2 separate regions of the Homo sapiens genome follow, and region 1 is linked to region 2. A link is a contact called in ENCODE Hi-C or POLR2A ChIA-PET data. All regions are on one chromosome and are shown on one strand. The core of a region is the stretch at or near the end of the contact, and the rest is flanking DNA. Distances in the headings are between cores, read along the strand shown.

What was found. A loop is a pair of places that touch in the nucleus more often than their neighbours do. ChIA-PET counts read pairs that join two places held with the same protein, here RNA polymerase II (POLR2A). Pooled maps may share reads with other maps.
Region 1: a map of pancreas shows a loop between it and region 2 (6-fold over the local background). The contact joins the promoter of ARHGDIG here to the promoter of LUC7L in region 2. A Hi-C loop is called at or near these places in 2 of 168 maps with a recorded cell type or tissue (HepG2 and pancreas), 4 of 37 single-sample maps with no recorded cell type and 11 of 50 pooled maps. POLR2A ChIA-PET finds 5 or more read pairs at or near these places in 18 of 52 experiments (A549, AG04450, Caco-2 and 13 more).

Annotation. Positions count from the first base shown.
Region 1 is chr16:279,097-282,484 of GRCh38, reverse strand. ARHGDIG (Rho GDP dissociation inhibitor gamma) reads right to left here and starts at 1,894. Exons shown (of 6, transcript NM_001176.4): 1 at 1,732-1,894; 2 at 560-739; 3 at 377-460; 4 at 112-188; 5 at 1-18. The coding sequence starts at 1,804. RefSeq lists an enhancer at 996-1,753.
Region 2 is chr16:227,795-231,210 of GRCh38, reverse strand. It overlaps LUC7L (LUC7 like), which reads left to right and starts at 1,762. Exons shown (of 10, transcript NM_201412.3): 1 at 1,762-1,932. The coding sequence starts at 1,872. It also overlaps the pseudogene C4orf46P1. RefSeq lists an enhancer at 1,390-2,086 and a silencer at 1,919-2,148.

The DNA.
Region 1 (3,388 bases), core at 645-3,144, 51 kb before region 2:
GACAATCTCCCTGTGGACCTGGGAACAGAGGCATTAGGGGTTCCTCTGGGGGCCAGGCCTCTGGCTGTTGCCCCCACCCCCATCCCCTCCGCCCATTGCCCCGGCTCTCACCTTGAAGGAGATCTTCACTCTGTAATCAACACCTTCCTTCAGGACAAACACCTGGTCCTTCAGAACAGCCAGGTCCCCTATTGGGGAAACCTCAGCTAGGGTCGGAACTCCCCTACAGGCTGAGACCTGCTCCAGGAGCCCCCACGTAGGGTGTGGTACCCATGAGGTGTGCGACTGTGATGGCCCAGGGCTCGGAACTCAGGGGTGCAGAAGCGTGCCTGGGAGGGCCCTACCTGTGTTCAGGGTGCAGCATCCTGCGAGTTACCTGTGAGATCCATGACGACGGGCCCCGGAGCCTGTTCCGACAGGAGTGTCAGCCTGGTCACCTGCACATTGGGCAGGCTTGGGTCTGAGGAGAAACTGGAAGTCTGCAGGATGCCCCCCACCCCCACCAGGCTCCTCACCAGCCCCCCAGACCCAGCCCTCCAAGCCTAGACCCCTGCCATACCCACGGCCGGTGGCAGGGGCCCCAGCAGCACCCGCTTGTACTTGGCCAGGCTCCTGTCGTCCGGGTCCAGCTGCCGGATCTCCAAGAGGCTCTTCCTCCCCGGCGCCCGGTACTCGGGCACAGCCTCATCCAACACCTCGTCCACTGCCGGCGGCCCACCCTCCTTGTCAGCCAGGAGGACTGGGGGTGGGGAGGGGCGTGAGCAGCAGCCACTAGCGGACCCTGGCATTCGAGCACCAGGCTGGAGCCCCCTCTGGCCAGCTGTACCTCCCACTATCCAAAGGGACTCAAGGGAAGCCTCTGGGGGCTCAGGGAGAGAGCGAGCAGAGAGAGCAGGGCGGCCTGGGGAGGTGCCGCACCGCACCCAGACCTTCAGGAGGGGCCTCCAGAGACCGCCAGGCCTGCAGCTCCTCTGGCCCAGATGTCCACAAGGGCCCCCTCCCTGACTCGGAGACCAAAGGGCGGGGGAGCGAAGACTTCAGATGAGGGCAGCCCAGGGTCAGGGGCTACCTGCTAGAGAGCAGCGGCCCTCGGCGGCCCCCAAACCTACTGACCCTCTAGGGCCCTCGGCGGCCCCCAAACCTACTGACCCTCTAGGGCCCTCGGCGGCCCCCCAAGCCTACTGACCCTCTAGGGCCCTCCACCACCCTGCTCTGGACTGGGGTCTCTGAACACTTTCCCACAGTCTAGGAGTTCCTCCCCATGGTGCTCGGGTGCCGGGGGCGGCTGTCTCCAAATCCCTGGGCTCAGGCTCTGCGCCGCCTCCCATGGCGCCCCGGGCTGGTGGCCTCCTGAAGCCCCTCTCCCTGGTGCCCTGGGCAGGGGTTTCTGAGTCCCTGCCCACTTCGCTCCCGTCTTCTCGGGGATCACCACACGCCCTACAGAGCCTGAGCCCCAGCCCCAGCCCCACCCAAGACAGAGGGGCTCCAGGCGGCGGTGTCCAGGGGGAGAGGGTCCCAGCGCCGCCGCTTCCCAAGCCGACCCGTCCGCACCTGGTCCCTTCCCCACAGGGCTGGAGCCTGGATGAAGTCCCCCACCCCTGCCAGACCCCAGCCGGGGGGTCGGCGCCGCGAGGTCCCCATGCGCGCCCCCAAAGTTGCCGCGGGGGAGGGGCTACTCCCCGCCCGGGGCTGAGACCAGCCGAGCCCCCCGCCCCTGCCCGGCCCGCTCACCTCGGGCGCACAGCGCCAGCCGGAGCAGCTCCAGCAGCTGCGCCCCCAGCTCGCACGCGTCCAGGCCCAGCATGGCGGCGCGCGGCCCGGGCGCCGCGGAGCCGCCGAGGAGCCGCCGCCCGCCCCGCCGCCGCCCCGCTCGGCGCTCAGCCCCGGCGCGACTGCGGTGAGCTCATCCCGGCCGGGAGCGCCCCCCGCGCCCAGCCGCGCCCGGCAGAGAGCCCCCAGCCGCTCCGGACCCCGCGCAGCCCCGCAGAGACGCGCGTGTCGCCCGCACGGGCCGGCACCCGGGTCGCCCCCGCCGGCGTGCCAGGACCCCGCACAGAAGCGCCCGGACGCGGACGCACGCAGCCGCGGTCACGATCCCCGCCGCCCGCCCGGCCCGTGCCCGGCTCTGGCCAGCAGGGCTGCCCCACCCCCACGGCGCGGCGGGAGCCCGAGGGGGTCTCCTGGGAAACCCTCTGCGGGGCGCCGTGGCGCAGGTGCGCCCCCATCCCCAGGGTCTCATTATCCGCGGCCACACCTGGGGCCGGACCGCGCGCCCCCTTCCCCTCCCCCGCTCCTGAGGGAGCTTCTGTCTGGGCCGAGGGGGACTCCGGGGGCCTGCCCAGCCTTGGGGTGAGGGGCTGGCCCAACACCCTACAGGTTCACGGTCATCAGTAGGGCGGGACCACAGTGGGCGCGGGTCGCACGCACACCCAGGAGGCAACAAGGGCCCCTCAAAGGCTTAGCGACCTGGCTGCGCTGTGTGAGTTCCCAAGAGGGGGTGTCCCTGCAGGGCTCTTGGAAACCCAGTTACCGAGCCCCCTGTCCTCAGGGAGAGGACACTGACAAGGGGGCGGAGTACAGAGACCGGAGCACAGAGGGGGCTTCTGATATTGACACCTAAACTGAGACCTGTGGGTGGGTGGGGGGGATGGGACCCGGCAGGGGACAGGGGTGAGCAGGCCCTGGCTGGGACAGCTGGACCAAAGGCCTGCGTCTGGATAAGGGAGAAGGGGTCCGAACACCAGCCTGAGTCCCTTTCTTAGACACCCCTGGCCGGTTCCAGGGACACCAGAAATTAGACCCGCCCTTGCCAAAGAGCTCCTCAATTGAGAGAAGACCACCTTGGGTGCTAGGGGGCATTGGGGTTTGGGTGGGGACTGTCTCCCTTGCCCCCCAACTGCCCACAACCTTTCCAGGGCAGGATCCTATGAACTTGTGCCCAGGCCCCCCTAGAGCGCCACCTCTGCTGACCCTTCGCTGCAGGGAGCGGGGGCTGTTAGGACACTTGTCCCCAGGCCCACAGCTCCAGCTCCTGCAGCTGTTACCAGATAGAAGGTCTTGGAGGTGAGTTGTCCAGGTTCTTGGTGGGTTGAACAAAGAATTGAACAAAACGCACAAAGTAACAAAAGAACAACGAAACACAAGGAAACAAAACTGAGTCAGAAGAACGGAGTAAGGAAAGCACAGATTTAACGGAAGGCAATTCACAGAGTGGGAGTGGGCTGGAGCAAGTAGCTCCAGAGCCTCTGTAATTAGGATTTTTATTAAGCAAAGAAACCTGACCACAGCCCTTGTGCCCTTTAGAGGCCTCCAATTGGCTACACCCTATGAAGGATTGGCCCGAGACCAATCAGAGGTGAAGTGGAAATTTCTGTCTTGTTATCACAGC
Region 2 (3,416 bases), core at 513-3,012:
GCAGAGGCGTCTGAAGAGGAGGGAGAAGGAGGCGGCGGGGGCGGCGAAGAAACCTGCAACTTCTCAGGGTCGGCCATGGGGAAGGGCTGGCACCGCGGAATCCGACCCGAGCAGCCCAACGGACACCCTATTTATTTATTTTAAATAGAGAGCAGGGGCCTGGCGTTCTGGCTCACAGCTGTAATCCGAGGACTTTGGGAGGCTGAGGTGGGCGGATCACCTGAGGTTAGGAGTTTAAGACCAGCCTGGCCAACATGGCGGAACCCCGTCTCTGCAAAAGTACAAAAAAAAAGTTAGTCGGGAATGATGGCGGGTGCCTGTAATCCCAGCTACTGGGGAGACTGAGACAAGAGAATCGCTTGAACCCAGGAGTCAGAGGATGCAGGAAGCCGAGATCGCGCCACTGCACTCCAGGCTGGGCGACAGAGGGAGACTCCGTCTCAAAAATAAATAAAATACGGCAGGGCGCGGTGGCTCACGCCTGTAATCTCAGCACTTTGGGAGGCCGAGGCAGGCAGATCACAAGGTCAGAAGTTCAAGACCAGCCTGGCCAATACGGTACAACACCGTGTCTACCGAAAATACAAAAATCAGCTGGGCATGGTGGCTGGCTACTTGAGGTCAAGACTTTGAGACCAGCCTGGCCAGCATGGTGAAACCCCGTCTCTACTTAACATTCAAAAATTAGCCGGAGGGGGTGGCGGGCGCCTGAAATTCCAGCTACTGGGGAGACTGAGGCAGGAGAATCGCTTCAACCCGGGAGGCGGAGCTTACAGTGAGCCGAGATCGCGCCACAGCATTCCAGCCTGGGTGACAGAGCAAGACTCCGTCTCAAAAAAAAAATAAACAAATAAAAAATAAAGACCGGGCGTGGTGGCTCATGCCTGTAATCCCAGCACTTTGGGAGGTTGAGGCAGGAGAATCGCTTGAACCCAGGAGGCGGAGGTTGCGGAGAGCCAAGATCGCGCCATTGCACTCTAGCCTGGGCGAAACTCCGTCTCAAAAATAAATAAATAAATAATAGAGGTTTAATATAATAGAAGTATATGCCAGACTATGCACACATAAGTGCATGCTATAATTCTATTATCACATAAAATAACTGCTTACATATGCCTTTTCTTTAGTCCCTGGGACAGTAGACCATGAGCTCACAAAAGGACGACCACGAGGTTGTAATCATAGAACCTAATATTAATGCCATGACTGATGGCCAAACGTGGTGGTTCACACCAGTAATCCCAATACTTTGCCGGGCTGAGGCGGGAGGATAAGGAGCCGGGGAGGTCGAGGCTGCAGTGAGCGGTAATCGCGCCACTGCATTCCAGCCTGGGCGACGGAGCAAGACCCTCGCTCTAAATAAATAAATAAATAAATAAATAAAATTCCATGCTTTATTTAACTTTCACAAAAATCATATGAGGGGCACCTTTAGAACCCTCATTTCACAGATTTAAAAAAACGAGCGTCGGGGAGCTAAATAATATGCTCACGGTTTCATGGCTAGCTTAGAAAAAGCACGGATTCATCTTGTTTTTGATTGACTGTATTTCATTTTATTGTAGTTTACCCTCCGTAGAGACTCGTTTGAGGTCCTGGGGGTCTAGAGTAAAATCAGGGTTGGGATTTTGGTTCCGCCGTTGGACAACTTGCGACCACTCAGAGCCTCAGCCTCCCTAAGCACCCACCCCAGAAACTACATTTCCCAGCAGGGCGTGCGCCGGCGCCGTCGTACTTCCTCCCGGCGTCCCCCGCGGCGGGAAAGAGCCGAGTGGGCTCGAGGCCGACGCGACCATCGTTTGTCGACGCCGCTGCCACCGCCTGCCTGAGAGAAGTCGTCGCGGCCGACCCCGTCGCCTCCGCCGGCTACCATGTCCGCCCAGGCGCAGATGCGGGCCCTGCTGGACCAGCTCATGGGCACGGCTCGGGACGGTGAGTCAGAGCGGCCAACCAGGCGAGGGTCTGGGGTGGGAGTGAGGCGAGGCCGCCGGGCGGCCTGAGGCGGGGGCCGCGATCGTCTGCGCCTGCGCCTGCGCGGGGCATCGCTCCTCCTCCCCCGCGCTCCGACCGCAGGCGCCGGGCCTTTGTCTAAGCCGGTGCGTCTCTGAGGCGGCCGTGGGTCCAGGTCGGGCTCCTCTCTCGGAGTCTGCGCCATGGATGGGGCTTCAGCCTCCTTCCTATGTACCGTCCTGCTACTTCCTCCCCGGCGGGCGCCGCGGCTCCGTGCCCCTCCGCGAACTGTGGAGTCGGCGGAGGGCTGGAATCAGCGTGGGCTCCAGGTCGCTGGCAGCCGGGTGGCAGAACTCTTCCGAGGCTCCTTGGGAAGAAGCTACACCCGAGGGAGCCGGATGGGCCTCGAAAACCTGGCCCGCTCTGGTTCTGTACCATTGCAAGGGGAACCGTAAACTGAGCTTTTCTAACGTGGGTTTCTGCCAAGTACTTTTCCAGCTGCCCCCTTCCCCCCAGCACACAGGAGAGCCTCTGTGTAGCCAGCGCTTGACAGTCGTTAGGTAGGTTGTACTGTGTAGGGAGGAGCTCAAGATCATGATGGTTGTCACAGGAGAAAGCGGTTGCATCTTTGCAAAACTATATACCTGCTGTGGTTTGTGTTTTCTTTTCTGCTGAGTAATGAAGTTGTAAGTTCACACTGGCACATTCTCAGGGCTGTGCAGATTATTTGCACTTTATTTCATAGGTGAATAAGTGCTTTTTAGCTTTCTTTGTATATTGAGTTGCTTTTGAATTGCTTCCCATATTTTTATTTCATACAAACTGAACAATTGTGGCCCCTCTATTTTATTTATAAAGGTTCAGTGTATCTTTGCCTGCCTACATCAATCTGCAAGGGAGTTGCAGAAAGCCTCATGTTCATCGAGCCGTGAGTCACAACCAATTTCTAAGCTGTTATAACAAAAAAGTGTTTGCTTTTTTTCACAAGTAACTTTAAAAGTGTAGTTTAGAAAGAAAACATTTTCAATAAAAAGACACTACATTAATCCTGGATGCTTGCAAATCCTAAAATATATTCCTCCTCTAGCGTTGCACAGCTCTGTGTTGTATACACAGACTAGCTTTAAAATTTGTCACATACCACTTTACCTTTACTTTTATGTATCATTCCCCCGACTTCCTTACTGCAGGTGTGGGCAAGAAAACTTTTCCTTTAACACTTTTCAACAGCGGGCATAAAATTCTGCAGCTGAGGTCTTGAAGAATGCAGATGGGTACAGTATGTGTTGGAGCTCACAGTGTGTATTGACTAACCTAGTTCCTTTTTTGCTTTTTTTGGTATTGTCTTGTTAAAAGTGACTCCCAGGTAGCAACTCTCTTTTTTAAGGGTGGGAACGAAAGGGACGTAGGAAGAATAGATCTAGATTATTTAACAGTCTTCGATAGAGTTTGAAAGCTTTCTTCTT